Linked DNA regions of Homo sapiens: all the other regions are linked to region 3. The links are chromatin loops, found by intact Hi-C in ENCODE. Cell type or tissue: MCF 10A. All regions are shown on one strand. Each heading gives the region's core, and the rest is flanking DNA. Links, peaks and the distances in the headings are about the cores only. Region 1 overlaps GRID2 (glutamate ionotropic receptor delta type subunit 2). Region 2 has its middle 110 kb from the start of LNCPRESS2. Region 3 overlaps CCSER1 (coiled-coil serine rich protein 1).

Evidence for each region. A loop is a pair of places that touch in the nucleus more often than their neighbours do. Peaks named below come from ENCODE experiments on the same cell type or tissue, not always from the same donor. Only the 100,000 strongest peaks of a DNase experiment are listed, where the experiment ranks them.
Region 1: a loop joins it to region 3, with 21 times the contacts of the local background. A loop is called at or near these places in 19 of 110 quality-filtered maps.
Region 2: a loop joins it to region 3, with 5 times the contacts of the local background. A loop is called at or near these places in 5 of 110 quality-filtered maps.

What each region holds. Positions count from the first base shown.
Region 1 is chr4:92,386,371-92,388,870 of GRCh38, reverse strand. All of the region lies in intron 1 of GRID2 (glutamate ionotropic receptor delta type subunit 2), which reads right to left. Among named protein-coding and RNA genes, the nearest start is that of GRID2, 84 kb to the right of the region's middle. In MCF 10A, for the core only: a CTCF peak has its summit at 1,174 (motif pointing right); no DNase peak of the experiment used is centred there.
Region 2 is chr4:92,160,237-92,168,097 of GRCh38, reverse strand. No RefSeq gene overlaps it. Among named protein-coding and RNA genes, the nearest start is that of LNCPRESS2, 110 kb to the left of the region's middle. In MCF 10A, for the core only: a CTCF peak has its summit at 4,502 (motif pointing right); no DNase peak of the experiment used is centred there.
Region 3 is chr4:91,109,175-91,117,035 of GRCh38, reverse strand. All of the region lies in intron 10 of CCSER1 (coiled-coil serine rich protein 1), which reads right to left. Among named protein-coding and RNA genes, the nearest start is that of CCSER1, 990 kb to the right of the region's middle. In MCF 10A, for the core only: a CTCF peak has its summit at 3,715 (motif pointing left); no DNase peak of the experiment used is centred there.

The DNA.
Region 1 (2,500 bases), core at 1-2,500, 1.3 Mb before region 3:
CCAATTGTATACTTACAGTAGTCATTGTGATTAGATAATATTATTTATCAACAAAAAAATTGTAACAGGGATTCAACTCTGATATTAGGACTGAGGGTCAAGTCTATTTCATATATATACACAAACACAATCATAGAAGGCAAGGATTCAGGAACTGATTAACTGGCGGTGTGAGAAATGAATGCTACGGAAGTAGGGAGTTCTCAATATTTAGTGTTCATTACTGGAGTACCATAACCTGGAATTTCTTAGTAGGAACCAGTCTCGGAAAACAATGCAGAATTCCTGTGATAAAAGATGAGAGTCTTAGAGCCAGGGTGTTTAATGCTAAAGATAGCCGTTGTGGGGCATGATTATGTAGACTGTACTTTCAACCTTCCTCGGGGTGAGGAATTACATTAACCTTCAGAAGATCTAGTCATGGCAAGGTGTAGGAGGCAGTGGGAAGGTAAATGAGGTGGTAGCTCACCAGAGAGAGAGCCAGGGATACTATTGTAACCGTGGTATTGGGAATACTATTGTGACTTCAGGAAAATACTGCAACTGCATGCAAAATATTATGAGTATATAGCTGAGCCAGAGAATCCAAAGCTTTTTTCTGATTTTTAAAACAGCCAATGACCTAAAAAGGTTAAAACCCCTCCACCTACATAAGATTGTCTTTTTCTTTCTTCTGACAGCAATATCAACGACTGCCCTTGGCAGAATGATTTCGGAGAAAAATTGACCCCTTTTAGAGTTCTCTAGCAGAAGATGAGCAAACAACCTTTTTAAGCAGCAGGCAGTGCTGGTAGGAAATGTAAAATATTATGTCCAACAACGGTAACAAAAATTTTAGAAATCAAACAAAATGTTGGAAGATTTGTTGTCTTCTGTTATTCTATTATTGAGCATTTGTTTTACAGTAATAAATGTATCTCTGAAATCCAGCTAGACTTGGAAGGGAATAAGGAAAATATGGAACCCAAAGATCTTTGATTCTTTTTATGTTTGAACTTTAGCTAATTTGGCTGGCAATGGAAGAATGCTGAATTTTTGAATTAGGGAATGGAATTTTTATTTCTACCACAGACTTTAAAACAGATAACAAGAAATTTTAGGAAGGCCCCTTCTACATTGAGAAAGTCCTTTAAATAGGTAATCTATCATCTCCTTGTTCTAGTAATGGCTTCTGAATTATTATTAAGACATTCTCCACCAGAGGGAGCTTTCCAGAGCCACTTACACTTCCTTCCTCCCTTGTCTCCATCAAGTACATTCTTACTCATGTTCCTGCTCCTGGGTACAGTTACCACTGCACAGCATAGTCTCCCATCTATCCTGGTCAAATACTCTAGACAAATAGGAAAGGTCAAGGGAAGTCATCCTCAAGAAATATCCCTCTTTGTTGGTCATTAAGGAGCATATTGGAAAGCAAAATCAGGGCTTATAAAAATACACTTTGCAGAGTACCTCACATTCTCCACACAACTTGCTGGCTCTTATTTTATGCATAGATGCTGTTTGTTATTTTGGTTTTCAAAACATCTCTTAGACACAATAAAAAGTATGTGAAATAATTCAGTCATGTAAGGAAGAAGAAAAATATCAGAATTTACCACTGAAATTTTTCTAGATAACAACTCCAAATCTTTTTTTTTCTCTGCCTTTTCTGTGTTTCTAGAGTTAAGATGTTCTTAAAACCATGGGAAATTCCTTACTTTTTGAGTATATAAGGTTTTACATGAATTACATTAGTATAATTGAAATCAGGTGAAATCAACAGATAATTCTATTAACTGTTTAAACAGCTTCGGACCATCAATAGTGTGCTTTTAATTTGATATATTTGACCAAAAACGTCTTTTCTGTTAGGTTTTGTTCAGCACATTACATATGCAATCAAGAAACAGAGTAAACACAGATATGTATTATACATTGCACATTATCATCAGTACCAAATTAATGACTGATATATAGAATGTGAATCATTTTTTCTGTCAAATTTATAAACATGAGGCTATGTATCTCAAGTTAATCAGCTTTCTAATCCTCCATAGCATTGCCTGTTTTTCTTCTCTTGTCCCTAGAAAGTAAAAATATTTTGTATTAATTGCAAATTACTCAATAAATAAGTATCATGAAGCCAGAAGTTTGTTTTTAATCCATATTGTCTTATGAATAATTTTAATACATATCTTATTCAGAAGCAATACAGATGTCTTTATCAAATATTGCTAAATGAGAGTTTTAATTTCTAAAATTGCCTTAATTTAATCATAAATATATTCTGCTTTTTCATATTTTTTGATGTTACAACTTTATTTTCTCCATAAAAGATTTTTTATTTTTCCTGTTGACAATGCTGTAAGTACAATGCTACTTATTAAAATTAATTACTATTTATTTCCATAATATGTCTTTGTCATTACTGTGCTACTGCTGGAAATGGAGAATGTTGACAGCTTAATTTTTAACAGCCATACATTAGGACTTTAAAATTAATAGCACAGCCCTAGTT
Region 2 (7,861 bases), core at 3,098-5,597, 1.1 Mb before region 3:
TTTTTGTATATAGTGACAGGTGGGGATCCAGTTTTGTTCTATATGACTGGCCAGTTTTCCCAGTACAATTTATTGAAAAGGTGTCCTTTCCTCATTGTTTATTTTCGTTGACTCTGTCAAACATCAGTTTGTTGTGGGTGTGTGGTTTTATTTCTGAGTTCTCCTTCCTGTTCTATTGATCTATATGCCTATTTTTGTACAATACCGTGCTGTTTTGGTTATTAGAAACTAGTAGTATAGTTTGAAATGGAGTAGTGTGAAGCCTGCTCCTTTGCTCCCTTTGCTTTGCCTTGACTATTGGACATGTTTTTGGTCCCATATGGATTTTACAATTAATTTGACTAATTCTGTGAAAAATTATGTTAGTAATTTTATGGGAATTGCATTGAATCTGCACGTTGCTTTGGGTAGTGTGGGCATTTAAACAATATTGCTTCTTCCAATCCATGAGCATGGAATGTTTTTCCATTTGTTTGTGTCATAAATAATTTATTTCAGCAGTGTTTTGTAATTCTCCTTGTAGAGCTCTTTCACCTCCTTGGTTAGATGTATTCCTAGGTATTTTTTTTTTTTGATGGCTATTGCAAGTAGGATTGCACCCTTTATTTGGTTCTCAGCTTGAACTGTATTGATGTATAGAAATGCTAGTTATTTCTGTATGCTGATTTTGTATCCTGAAACTTCACTAAAGTAGTTTATCAGATCTAGGAGTCTTTTGGAGGGAGGTTTAGAGTTTTCTAGGTATAGAATCATACTGTAAGCAAATAGAGATAATTTAATGTCCTCTTTCCTATTTGGATGCCTTTTATTTCTTTCTCTTGTCTGATTGCTCTGGCAAGTAACTACCATACTATATTGAATAGAAGTGGTGAGAGTAGATGTCCTTGTTTTTGTCCAGTTCTTTGGGAAAATGTTTTCAAGTTTTGTCAGTTCAATATGATGTTTGCTGTGAGTTTGTCATAAATGGCTGTTATTATTTTGAAGTATGCTCCCTTGACACCTACTTTCTTGAAGGTTTTTATCATGAAGGGATATTGGATTTTATTGAATGCCTTTTTTGCTTCCATTGAGATTATCACATGGTTTTTGCTTTTAATTCTGTTTACGTGGTGGATCATGTTTATTGATATGCTGAAATTTAACCATCCTTGCATCCCAGGACTAAAGCCCACTTGGTCATGGTAAAATATCTTTTTGATATGCTACTGTATTCATTTTGCTAGTCCTTTTGTTGAGGATTTTTGTGCCTATGTTTACCAGGGATAACGGCCTGCAGTTTTCTTGTGTTTTTGCCGAATTTCGGTATAAGATGATTCAAGTTTTATAGAATGAGTTAGGAAGAAACACGTCTCCTCAATTTTGGGGTAATAATTTCAGTAAGATTGATACCAGCTCTCTTTGTACATCTGGTAGAATTCAGCTGTAAATCTAACTGGTCCAGAAGTGTTTTTGGTTGGTTAGTTTTTTGTTGCCAATTTAATTTTATAATTTACTATTGGTCTGTTCAGGGTTTCAGTTTCTTTTTGGTTCAATGAAGAGAGGTTTGTGTGTTTCCAAGAATTTATCCATATCCTACAGGTTTTTTTGTGTGTTCACATAGAGATCTTCGTAGTAATCTCTGAGGATTTTTGTATTTCTGTGAGATCAGTTGTTAACGTCCCTTTGTCATTTTTGATGGTGCTTATTTGGGTCTTCTCTTTATTTTCTTTGTTAATCTAACTAGTAGTCTATCAGTCCTGTTTACCCTTTCAAAAGCTAACTTCTTATTTTGTTGATCCTTTGTTTAAGTTCATTCTTTGGTCTCAATTTTATTTAGTTCTGCTCTAATTTTAGTTATTTATTTTCTTCTGCTAGCTTTGGGTCTACTTTGTTCTTGTTTTTCTATTTCCCTTAAGTGTGACTTTAGGTTGTTAATTTGAAATCTTTCTATTTTCTTGATGTAGGCATATAGTGCTCTAAACTTTCCTCTTAACCATTACTCTTGCTGAATCTCGGAGTTTTAGGCATGTTGTTTCTCTATTTTCATTTGTTTCAAATATTTTTTTTTATTTCTGCCTTAATTTCCTTGTGTATTCAAAAGTCGTTCAGGACCAAGTTGTTTAGTTTCCATGTATTTGTGTGGTTTTGAGAATTCCTCTTGGTATTGAGTTCTAATTTTACTCCACTGTGTTCAAAGAGGATGGTTGGTATAATTTTGACTTTCTGAATTTATTGAGACTTGCTTTATGGCCAAGCATGTAGTCAGTCCTAGAGAATGTTCCATATGTGGATGAGAAGAATGTATATTCTGTAGTTGTTGGGTGGAGTATGCTGTAGCTGTCCATTAAATCCATTTGGTCAAGTGTTCCACTTAAGTCTACAATTTCTGTGTCAGTTTTCTACATCAATGGTCTCTCTAACATTATCACTGGGGTGTTAAAATCCCCATAATTGTTGTGTAGCTTTCTATCTCTTTTCTTAGGACTAATAGTAATTGTTTCATAAATTAGGATGCTTTGATGTTGGGTGCATATATATATATATATATAATGATTATATCTTCTTGTTGAATTTTATAATGCCCTTTTTTGTACGTTTTCACTATTGTTGGTTTAAAGTAAGTTTTATGTAATATAACAATAGCAACCTTGCCTTTTGTTTGTTTTCGGTTTGCATGATAGATCTTTCTCCATCTCTTTAGTTTGAGTCTATGATTGTTATCACATGTGAGATGGGTTTCTTGAAGACAGCAGAAGATCATTTATTTTATCCAATTTGCCATGCTGGCTTTTACGTGGAGCATTTACACCATTTATGGTAAAGGCTAATATTGATATGTGAGGTTTCCTTCCTCTCATATGGTTGATAGCTAGTTGCTTTGTAATCTCAGTAGTATATTTGCTTTATAGGGTCTGTGGACTTTGTACTTATGTGTGCCTTTGTGGTAGCAAGTATCATCATTTTGTTTTTTGTTTAGAATTCCACTGAGCTTTTTTTTTGTAGGTTCAGCCTGGTGGTGACGAATTCTCTTAACATTTACTCTTCTGAGGAAGACTTTATGTCTGAAGCTCAGTTTAAAAGGATACTAAGTTCTCGTTTGGCATTTTGTTTCATAATGAAGGCTAAAAATAGGTCCCCAATCTTTTTTGGCTTGTATGGTATCTGCTGAGAAGTCTGCTATTAGTCTTATGGAATTCCCTTTATAGGTAATTTTGCCATTTTCTCTATCTGTCTTTAAGATTTTTTCTTTCACATTGACCTAGGATAGTCTAATGACTATGTGCCTTGGGGAAGGTTGTCATGTGCATTGTCTCACTGAAGTGCTCTGGATTTTTTTTTGTATCTGCTGCATGTCAACGTTTTTAGCAATTCCTGGATTATACTCTGAAATCCCTTTTCCAAGTTGCTTACTTTTTCATCTTCATCTTCTCTTTCAGAAATGCCAATAAATTATATGTTTAGTGGCTTTACATTATTTTCTAATTCTCAAAAGTTTTCATTAAAAAATCTTTTTCCTTTATTTTTGTCTGGTTTGGTTGATTCAAAAAGACTGATTTTTGAGCTCTGAAATTTTTTCTTATGCTTGATCTAGTCTATTACTAAGGATTTTGATATGGTTTGGCTGTGTCCCCACCCAAATCTCATCTTTAGTTTCCATGTGTTGTGGGAGGGACCCAGTAAGGTAACTGAATCATGGGGGCAGGTCTTTCCCTTGTTGTTCTCGTGATAGTGAATAAGACTCATGAGATCTGATGGTTTTAAAAATGTGAGTCTCCCTGCAGAAACTCTATTCTCTTGTCTGCTGCCATGTAAGACGTGCCTTTCACCTTCCATTATGATTGTGAGGCCTCCCCAGCCACACGGAACTTTAAGTCCAATAACCCCCCTTTTTTTTTTGTAAATTGCCCAGTTGTGGGTATGTCTTTATCAGCAGTGTGAAGATGGACTAATACAGTCTCCAATTGTATTTTGAAATTCCTGTAGTGACATTTTTAATTCCATAAGCACTCTTTGATTCTTTTAATATAGTGATGTCTTCTTTCAAATCCTGGATCATGTTATTGTTATCTTTGTGATGGATTTTAACTTTATCTTGGATCTCATTGAGTTTCCAGCAATACATACTTTGAATTCTTTATCTTTCATTTCAGCCATTTCAATGTGGTTAGGATCTATTGCCAGGGATCTAATGCAATTTTTGGAGGTGACAGAACACTGTTTTTTGTACTGCCAGAGCTTCTGTGCTGATTTGCTCTCACCTGAGGGAGCAGCTGTTGCTTCTATTTTTTTGTTTGTTTGTTTGTTTTTCTTTGTTTTGGATGGGGCTTTTTAATTTTTAATTCTTTTTCCCCTTGAGGATTTTACTGTGGTGTATGTTGTATATGATCCATTGGCTTCGTTTCAATTATTTTGAGGGGGCCAAGTCTCTGTATGTGTGTCTTGGTTGCAAATAGGTTCTGTGTGGTGCTTTCTCAGATGCTTCTTGATGTAGTGATATATTTTTGTTTAGTGATGCAGTTCAGACTACACTCCAGTAGATGGCACTTAACATTAAGAGCGGGCAAGTGGCCTGGTGCCTAGTGGGCACAAACTGCCCTAATGAGGTTGGCACCTAGAAATCATGATGGGATGTGCTGAAATATTGGGAGAAGAGTGGGTACACCAGTTCCTTGACCTGAGTTAGCAGAAATGTGATCCATTTCCCTATCATGCACCTGTTTTGAGTCTAACAATCTTCTGTTTTTATAAAGGCTTTCTCCTTTGATTCCTGGCCTTAGTACAGCTGTGGGCTGCAGATCCACCTCTCTGAAGACTATAGCTAGAATAGGGCTTGGAGCAGAACCTCTTCCCCAAGACCAGAGCAGGAAACTCCACAGTCTCTCCTTAGTTTCTGGGGCACTGCTGTTCAGTGAAGGGAAAGGAAGTTGGGCCTCACTTTTCATGGAAGCGTGAGCAGATGCCAGTTTACTTTCAGTGGAGTGGAGGCTCTAGGAAAGTGGGAAAAGTTCTTTCTTTCCATGAGTACTCAGTGGCTCGATGGGAAGAACTGCTGTTGCATGTGTAACAGTGTATTGGGGGTGTGTGGGCAGAAGGAGGGTAAAAGATGACCGCCTCTCCACATCCATTGCCAGGCATTAGTGTTGCCTCCTTCATTGGTTTATACCATGCTCACATTTCCTTTGTATCAAAGAGGGTTTGGGTGGGTTTTACTCTCTCTTCCCTTAGGAATGGCTCATGCCAAGGGTGAGATTTCCAGAGGGCCCACAACTCCCTGGGGACCTGCCATTTCCCTGTGCTTGCCAAAGTCAGAGTGGGTTGTGGGATATGTCTGTGGGTGTTCTGGTGGTGCAGTGGTTAAAGAGCAGAGGATACCCAGACAGGGGAGTGACACCATGAGTGCACCACCAGTATGGTGCATGCCATCTCATTTTGGGTGTTAGGGTTGTGGCATGGCTATGTGAGCTGGCCACCCAGTTCTCTGTTCTTAGGAAGTTCTCTACTTGCCACCTATGGTGTTGCCCCAGGTTGTGAGGGCAGAAGGGCTCTCCAGCAAGTGGTTAGCAGATTGCCAGAAGGCTTAGGGGAGCAGAAAAGCCTTCCCATCTATCCTTTTCACTGTGCTCTGAGTTCCTCAGGAGTCTAAGCCAGACTCTTGCTGTTTTTGTTTTATGTGCCCCAACATCTTCCCATGGGTGATCCAATAGGTCCTGGCTAACTTCCCACCATTTTTCTTTTAAAACTTGACTATTCACTGGTAAATTTGATCTTCTTTCTGAGGAAAATGGGCTTGTAATGTTCCTAGTCAGCCATCTTGAAAAATAAGATAATTAAAAAAAAATAAAAAGACTGGATAAATGGTCTTTTCAGATAGTGGAAAGAAACAAAAATATTGGAATATTTGTAGAAATGAAATAATACATACAGTGAATCTTGTCTTTAAAGATCCTATAGACCAAAGATGAATATGTTGATTACCAAATGGCAGCTATAAAATATTTCTTTAATTTTTCCTCTTTGTTCCATCTCCACCATAACTCTTAATGTAATCACCATCAATTCACATGTGAACTATTGCAAGGGCTTCCTCTCTTCTTCAGTTTTCACCTCAAATCTATTCTTTATAGTACAGCCAGAGATAACTTTAAAATATACAAACCTGAATATGTCACTCTTTTGCTTAAAATCCTTCAGTGGCTTCCCATGTTTTTTGGATATTGTAGAAAATCTTTTACATGTATTATAAGAGTGATAAATGGAATTCACTAATGACATCTATAATCTTGTTTTGAATCTCTCTTCAATACAAACATACTCCAGACAACCTGAACTTAATTCAGTTTCTTCTGCAAGATAAAAATTTTGTCACATCATATTATACAAATGTATACCTGCCAGTCCCTCTGCCTGCAATGATTTATCCCCAGTTTTTGTCAGTGTCTTGCATGTAAATCCTTCAGGACTAAGCTCAGGGAACATTTTCTCACATACAATCTCCTAAAGCAGTGATATGGTTCAGCTGTGTCCCCACCCAAATCTCATCTTGAAATGTAGTTCCCATAATTCCCATGTGTCATGGGAGGGACACAGTGGGAGGTAATCAAATCAGGGGAGCAGGCCTTTCCCATGCTGTTCTCATGATAGTGAATAAGTGTCATGAGATCTGATGGTTTTATAAAGTGGAGTTCCCCTACACATGCTCTCTTGCCTGCCACCATGTAAGATGTGACTTTGCTCCTCATTCACCTTCCACCATGATTGTGAGGCCTCCCCAGCTGTGTGGAACTGTGAGTCAGTTAAACCTCTTTTCATTATAAGTTACCCAGTCTCAGGTATGTCTTTATTAGCAGAGTGAGAACAGACTAATACAACCAGGTATTGTTCCCTTTTCCACAAATCGTAACAATAGAAAGTTTTCCTTTATGGTGCTTACCACCATTGTAATGAAAAACATTTTGTGCAGTATTTTGTTTATCTCCTTACTTGTTACAGTACTCCATAGCCACATCTCCATAGTATTTGTTAAAGAAATGAATGAAGTGTCTGTGTTACTCAGGATAGGATTTTGATCACCTAATTGTTAAATGTATTATCAAAAGATTGATAGTGCTTCTCATAATATTAAATTATATGAAAATATTGGGAAATGCCCTAAGGAGTAAACAAAAACTTAAATGTTAAAAATATAAGTATATATGTCTCTCTCTCTCTGTCTCTCTAATATAGATAGATAGATAGATAGATAGATAGATAGATAGATTCCAAAGCTCTGACACAATTAAAATATAATATGGGATAGTCTATATTTTTGTAATATAGACCTCAAATACACTACCAATAGTAATGAGAAAGATAAGTTTTTGAAATAAATATGTCAATTTTCCAAAGAAAATTAAAACAACAACAAAGACTCATGTCATAATTAATTTTAGTGTATATTTTGTGCCATTTTTATAGTACCTTTTATGAACTCTATAGCACTAACATGATAATAACACCAGGATATACATCCATTACATTGTAATTGTTTAGGAAATGTAGCTCATTAGCCAAAATTAAATGAACATGGAAGAGACTGTTACCTAATATCAATCATAAAAATTATGATAAATACCTGCTTAGCACATAAACTTAATTTAATATGCTATCTTTATTTTAAATATTTATTTCCATATTTCATTTTTATAGTTCAGTGATTTTCAGTAATCTGTGCTTGTGGATCTCATATCAATTTCTTATGAAAGCCATAAAATAAGACTTTCCTTGTCATCAATTTCTACTACACGATCCAAACTGCATAGGTGATGGTAAAGGTAAAGAAGGGTGATAATATATTTTCTGATCTCTAAGATGTTATATTAAAATTAAAATTACTATGACTACC
Region 3 (7,861 bases), core at 2,257-4,756:
AGGTTTCTTTAGGTATGATTCATTGAGAGGCTCAAAAGCAGGCTTTATATGCAAATTTATTTCTAGCAAACAAATATAAAAATTTGACTAGTAAAGTAGCCTACTAAATATGATGAACATTTAAAAAATCACCAGTCTCTCATTTAAGTAATTTTTAAACCCATTCTTCCCTCTTAGAATTATGAAAGAAAAAATATATAATTCCCAAACTTCCCACTCGGTAAAACTAATTCTTCATGCAGGTTGAAGTAAAAAAAATGATCCCTGTTTTTTGTTTATCACTTGGAGACCAAACAAGGCAGCCTGTTAGATAGTTTATTCCTATCCTTCCTAAACTGCAATTTTCTTTAACAACAAAAACAGCAGTAGCACCACCACCAGCAGCAACAACAACCACCATCTCCAAAGCATTTACAAAATGTTATGTATGTTCTAATGGCTTTGCATATTTTGGCCCATTTAATTCTCATAATAACTCTATGAAGTAGATACCACAACTGTCTCCCATTTTAAGGAGGAGAAAACTGAGGCTCATTACTGTTTCTAATTCTTTGCTGTTGTTATTACAAGAGCTAGTAAATTACCTAGCAGGGATTTGTTCGCGGGCATTCTGGTTCCAAAGAGCATGCCCTCTCATCACTAGGCTCTCCTGTTACTCTTTTACTAAATCAGAGCTTGCAAGCGGCACACTGTGAGTTCCTGGATTTTCCATGGTGGTTTCTCACTAGAAAAAGCCAGGGATTTCCAGCTTCATCCATGTCCCTACAAAGGACATGAACTCGTCATTTTTTATGGCTGCATAGTATTCCATGGTGTGTATGTGCCACATTTTCTTAATCCAGTCTATCATTGTTGAACATTTGGGTTGGTTCCAAGTCTTTGCTATTGTGAATCATTCTCAGCAAACTGTCGCAAGGGCAAAAAACCAAACACTGCATATTCTCACTCATAGGTGGGAACTGAACAATGAGAACACTTGGACACAGGAAGGAGAACATCACACACCAGGGCCTGTTGTGGGGTGGGGACAGGGGGGAGGGATAGCATTAGGAGATATACCTAATGTAAATGACAAGTTAATGGCTGCAGCACACCAAGATGGCACATGTATACATATGTAATAAGCCTGCACTTTGTGCACATGTACCCTAGAACTTAAAGTATAATAAAAAAAAATATATATATATATATATAAAAGAATGGAAATTTGAAAAAAAAAAAAAAAAAAAGAAAAAGCTAGGATAGGCAGGGAGCAAGAGGAGGAAGCCACTGAGTGATTACCAAATCTTTCTCCAACTTTCGTTATATATCCAACTTATTTACTCATGCATTCAACATTCCATTGAAATTTTTTTTAGTATGTACCCTGAGCCAGGCAAAAGTAGAAAGCAAAAGATGGAAGGCGTACATAACAGAGAACATTTCTCTAGTCTTTATCAGTATAAAAAAAGAGTTGACCAAGGCGGGCAGATCACGAGGTCAGGAGTTGGAGACCAGCCTGGCCAACATAGTGAAACTCCATCTCTACTAAAAATACAAAAATTAGCCGGGCATGGTGGCGCACACCTGTAGTCCCAACCACTTGGTAGTCTGAGGCAGGAAAATCTCTTGAATGTGGGAGATGGAGGTTGCGGTGAGCCGAGATCAGGCCACTGCACTCCAGCCTGGGCAACAGAGCAAGACTCCATCTCAAAAAGAAAAAAAAGAAAGAAAAAAAGATTTGATGTTCTTTTCTGATAAGACAGGAGTACAAACTGGGTACATTTTATTTGAGAAATGTATTGCTAATGATCTCACTTAGTTGAAAACTCATAATTCAATGCAAATATTGACAAAGTTGGTAACTATTTTCACTTACTTTCTAAAAAGACATCCCTTTGTAGAAATAACATAATTTATTATTCAATTGGCCCTTCAACTTTGACATTATGCTATTATTTATACATATTTAATATTAGAAGTTAAAACTATTTCTAATTTTTGAAATAAACTGGAAATATATTATTCTTTTATTTTGCTAACTTTCCAATTTATATAATTTAATTTCCCATAAAATAAAAACTCACGGCATGTATAAAATATTAAGAGAAGGAGATAAACTGTTTCCATGACTACATTAATTTCTTACATTTTAAAATCTGTGGAGAAAATTATCATGTTGTATATAAGTGTACAATTTTAAATCAGTTAATGAGATTTAACTCCTTTTAATAATTAACAATAACAGAAGCAAAAATACTAACAACCAATGAGTTTGGCAGAAAGGTTAGTCTGATGAGATACTGAAATTGACTAAACTGAAGAGAAGCTGTAAAATATAAGGAGAAGCGGGAGCCGTCTCCCTCCCTCTCATCTTTCTTTCATTTGTATAATTGCTAACTGCTTTTGTGCCACCAACTGCAAAGAGCAGGAAGCAGGATGAGGTCCATTCAAATGCACGCATTCAGGCCTAAGCACCCTCTCATCATTCTTTCTGACAGTGTTTTCTTCTGATTAGAAAGGGTTTCTACAGTGATACCTCTCCTCAAGTTCTGGGTCTTTATTGGGACTCTCCAAAAGCAGAGTTAGGTCTAAAAATACGATGACATCTTGACTGAGCAGGCAGGAACATAGTGGGCCTTTAGCATACTTAGGAATGTGCTTCTAAGTGTTTAAGATCCAAGTGTTGATAATGGAAGTCACATTATCAACATAATTGGTATCTATAGATGCTCTTTGGATTCCAAAGTCTCAGAGTAAATACACCCTACAGTAAGAGTATTATGATGTTTCTTGACTTTGAATCAAGGAAACATCATAAGCTTATAAGCTGCTTGGAGGTAGTGTCTGTATTTCATGGATATGTCCATCACTAATTAACAACTCTATCTTAATAGTAGCTATTGGCTGGGCATGGTGGCTCAAGCCTGTAATCCCAGCACTTCGGGAGGCCGAGACGGGCGGATCACGAGGTCAGGAGATCGAGACCATCCTGGCTAACACGATGAAACCCCGTCTCTACTAAAAATACAAAAAATTAGCCGGGCGTGGTAGTGGGCGCCTGTGGTCCCAACTACTCGGGAGGCTGAGGCAGGAGAACGGCGTGAACTCAGGAGGCGGAGCTTGCAGTGAGCCGAGATCGCGCCACTGCACTCCAGCCTGAGCGACAGAGCGAGACTCCGTATCAAAAAAGAAAAAAAAAAAAATGTAGATATCAAATGCTAAATTGCAAAAAACATAAATAACTGAGAATAAAAATCTATCTGCTCCTTTTCAAAATCTATATTTATATGTTTAAAAGATTTCTATGAATGATAAATTGCTTTATGTTTAGTAAAAGCTTATAGAAACAAAGTCACTGACTCTTAACTCAAAGGGTATGTGTGAGTGCCTAGATAGCTCAATAATAGCTTATTTTGTCAATAAAGATTTAATCCATTGGGAAAGGTAGCATATGCTATTTATCATACGGAGGCCAGAGGCTCAGTTATCACAAAAGAAACAGAATGTAGCTTGGATTGTGGGAAAACCACGGGCTTGATGGCAGAAATTTAAATCCCACCTCTACATCATACTAGCTGTATGACCTACTAATCACTCAAAACGTAAGTCTCCAGGGTGGATTTGTGATGATAATACCTGCTTTGCAGAATTATTTAAAAAGTCTTGGCACACAGTAGGTCCTCAGTAAAGGTTAGTTGTTCTTGATTGAGAAATTGCTATCAGAAATGTGCTAGTGACATCTAGTGGTAATTCCTGCAAATCTCAAGAAGGTCTCCCTTGCAACTCAGAGCCTCCCAACACAATGTCATGCGTTTGTTGTATCAACAAATGTTTAATAAACACTTCCTGTACTTAAGTCTCTTAAATCAGGTTCTGAAGATTGTAAAGATATAAAAGACACAATCCCTACCCTAGAAGATCTCTTGATTTAGTAAAACAGACACATGTAAGGCAATTAATATTTAAAAATGTAATAATTTCTATAGCCGCAGCTATAACAAGTGCAAATATGCCACAGAATAGGTAACTTCTTCTGCTGAATGAGATGCCATTTGTACTGGGTCTTAAAGAAAAACTAAAATTCCCTCATTACGTCTTAGCTGAAGAAGAGATGAGAAAATTTGGATATTTCTAAAATGGTAAGTTAAGGCCTCTTTGCTAAAGTCTCAGTTGATGAAGTTTAGCCCTTATCTTTGTGTGATGGGAAGGTAGTAATATTCTTCCATGAAAATGTCTTGTAATTATATTCCAATAACAATATAGAAGAGAGGCTGAAGATGGAAGAGGACAGAGGATGGAGAAACAATTAAGAAGTTATGATCATAATTTCCTTCAGAGATGATGAAGACACAAACTCATTCAACACGAATTGAGATAAACAGGAAGAAATAAAACTGAGATTGAAGTAGAGACTGCATAATGACCTTGAGAACAGGGAGTATAAGAGAGAAAGAAGTATGGTTGATTCAATGTTTTCTGCAATGAGTGACCCTTAAGTAGTAATACATTAAATGAAATAGAAAACTAAGCAGAAAGAACTTGTGTATGAAGGAGGAAAGAACAAAGATAATAAAGATTATCAATTCACTGTCTCTGTACAAATTTTTAAAACTTACAGAATAGTTAGGTCAAAATATCCAACAAGTAAATAAATACATAGGTCTGGAGATAAAGCTGTATTAGATAAAAACTTAAGAACCGTCAGAACACAGTCAAACTTTATAATCACTTAAGGTATGAGATTACTCAGAAAAAGAAAAAAAAGTGTCAAAAAAGGAAGGCCTACAAGACAAAGATCTTTAGGAAACGTCATTATTCAATGAGCAAAAATAAAAACTGGACTTGTCCTCAATTTTTCAGGACGATCTCTTAGTAAGTTACAGATACATGCTTAGACCACAAACATGGCTTTGGAAATAGCTTTGTGATAGGAATATCTCAGCAATACCGGAATATAACTTTTAGAAACACGTTAAAGCTGACTTTAAGGTTTAAAGGCAGAGCTATAAAGTGCTTTCCCCACAGTTACATGAAATAAGGCATATTTGAATGTCCTTTCATAACATAAAACTGGTTTATGCTTTAAGAGTAGCCCTTCCAAGGTTAGAAAGAAAATTTTATTTGACTGCATATAAAATGGACAGCTTTTCCATTTACCCTATTAAATTTGGCCATCTAGTTTTCTTTCCTTTTTTTTTTTTTTCTGTTTTATTGTCTTCTTCTTTCTCTCTTTTTCTCTTTTCCTTTCTCCTGATACAGTATTTCTTGCTTCAGTGATTCCCGGGAAAAGAGCCCAGTTGGTTTAATGTTTTATTATTACAGACTACCTCATGAATTATAGAGTATTAACTCTACATTGGTAGAGTTTTCAGGATGGAAAAGAAGAGTTATTCATGCTACTTAATACCTACAAATTTATGACCTCCTAAAATATATACAATCTTTATTTTATTTTTAAAATTCAAATTACTCCCTTTTATGTCACCTCCTATGTTAGCAGAAATTATGAAAAATACTTGTTCTATCAATTAATTGTATTGTCCAATGACTAATATTTTCTATATGCCAATGCACAGTTTCTTGGTCCTCATATTCATATATCACTTTTGTGTCATTTTAAAGAGTGTCCTTCCTTAATTATTACACATTAGTTTAAATACCATTTAACAATGTCATTTTAAAACCTATGTACTAAATCCACATGCATTACATAACTTCAGGCAATCAGTTAATCTTCTTTCCACCTGAATCAGCCTTATTTATTCAAAAGGGAATTACAGTTCAAGGTGGTCACATTAGATAAAAGTGATGAGTGTCTGCAGACCTTGTATAATTTAATTTTGACAAAGGATAACGGGTAATTTAACCAGCTGAGTTTGCCCCATAATGCAACAGCATAAACATGCTTTAAAATTCACTTGAATCACCAGCTTTAAAATTATGAAACTTGTCAAATTAAAAAAAATTCAACCACATTTAAAAATGGTTCCCATAAAATCAGGCTATATACTTATTTTTCTCACTATATCAAATTTTAATTTTAATAACTCAAATACACCTAAGAAGTGCCAACTATTATCATCATCTATATATTTAAGTAGGATATTATGGGAAGAAATTAAATTAAATATACTTACCAACTTTTACTGCTCTATTTATTTCTAAATGACCCCAAAATATAATATATGAAAGGCAAAAGGAAAAAAAAGAAGAATGAATGATCTATGTATGCAGAAAGAAACCAGTATCATTTGCTGTAAACCCAACTCTTAATGATCTTAAAGAAGAAACAACATTCAACTCAACAAACATTTATTGGGTACTTACTACATATTAGAAGCCATACTAGGTTTTATGAATATAAGTTGAATAAAACATTGTTCTCTAGGAACTCATAGTCTATTTGACAGACTGACAGAGATAAACAAAAAGTCACAGTACAATGTGATAAGCACAATATTACAGAAATAAGTGTCAAGTACTATTTTTGCAACTAGTAATTCCTGAGAAGTTTCTCCGTGAATAGGCCACTATTCAGTGTGGGATGTGGTGTTGAGTAAGTGGCTTTACACTTAGTGAGTAGAATGTCTACTGTCTTATTAATTCAAAGTGAAGTAACAGAAACAACAGTATTTAAAACTTTCCTAGTGAGTATTTTTATTGGTACCAGATATTGAGGTCATCATTTTTATAGGCAATTTTATTTTATCTATTCATAACAATCCTATAAGGAGCAAGCACTAAGTTTATTTTTTTCCTAGTGAAGAAACAACTGAAATATGAAAAGATAGGCAACTTGTTCAACATCACATTGCTCACTGACTCCATGTGTCTCAACAAATGTGTTAATTTTTTTTTAAATTCCATTTTTCTAGAATATAAAGTAAATCTACATTTCACTAAGTTTTTACATAACCAAGCATAGGACAACACTGATGATATGGTTTGGCAATGGTGTCAGATAACAGGTAGATGAGTTAAAATTGCTAAATTTCTTTAATTTGCTTAGTTTTAATCTAAGCAAAGGGCAGAACTTGTATAAGAAGCTCCAAAATACGTGCTATATAAAAAGTTTAATATACTATCCTGCCTTCTATTATATAATCATTCTTTGGTTTTGAGATAATTTAATGAATTTTTGTGTCATAGATGTCTTTGTCTGAAAAACAATACAACATATACAAAATTCTAATAAATTATTTTATGACCCTTTGTGAAACCATGGGCTCCATTAATGCCTAAATCTTAGCAGTTTTATTTGACTGGAGTTCTACATTAAAACATTTATGAATTACTCTGAAATGAATATTGAAGTTACTATATTCTCCAGGTAGCATCTAGTTGTTTTAAATTCCTTTATTTGCCATATTCTTAAATACACTTTTCACATTCATTTTCTTGTTGCCAACTCTTGAACTATTATTTTCAACATGACTATCACCTGTTTTATTCCATCAAAAGTCATTCATTAAAAAAGTCATATTCTTTTCAAGGCAAAATTGGAAGATAATTTGCTTTACTTAATGCTTTTGATCTCTCTACACTTTTGACACTTTTTTTTTTTAACTTAGGACTACCTACCCTCAATAATCTTTGGGACCTTTGCTTCCAGAAAATATACTAGGGCTAATAAGTTACTGTATTAGTTAGGTTTCTCTGGAGAGATAGAACATTTAGGAGACAGGTTAGATAAGGTGGTGGGTAGGTAGAAAGGTAGGTAGGTAGATACATGATAGATTGATACATCAATCAATAGATAGATAGATGAGAGGGGATATATTAGGGGAACTAGCTGAAGAAATCATCGAGCTTGAGAAGACCCTTGCTAGTCTGTCTGTGACCTGGAGAATAAGGGAAGCCAATAGTATGGCTCAGTCCT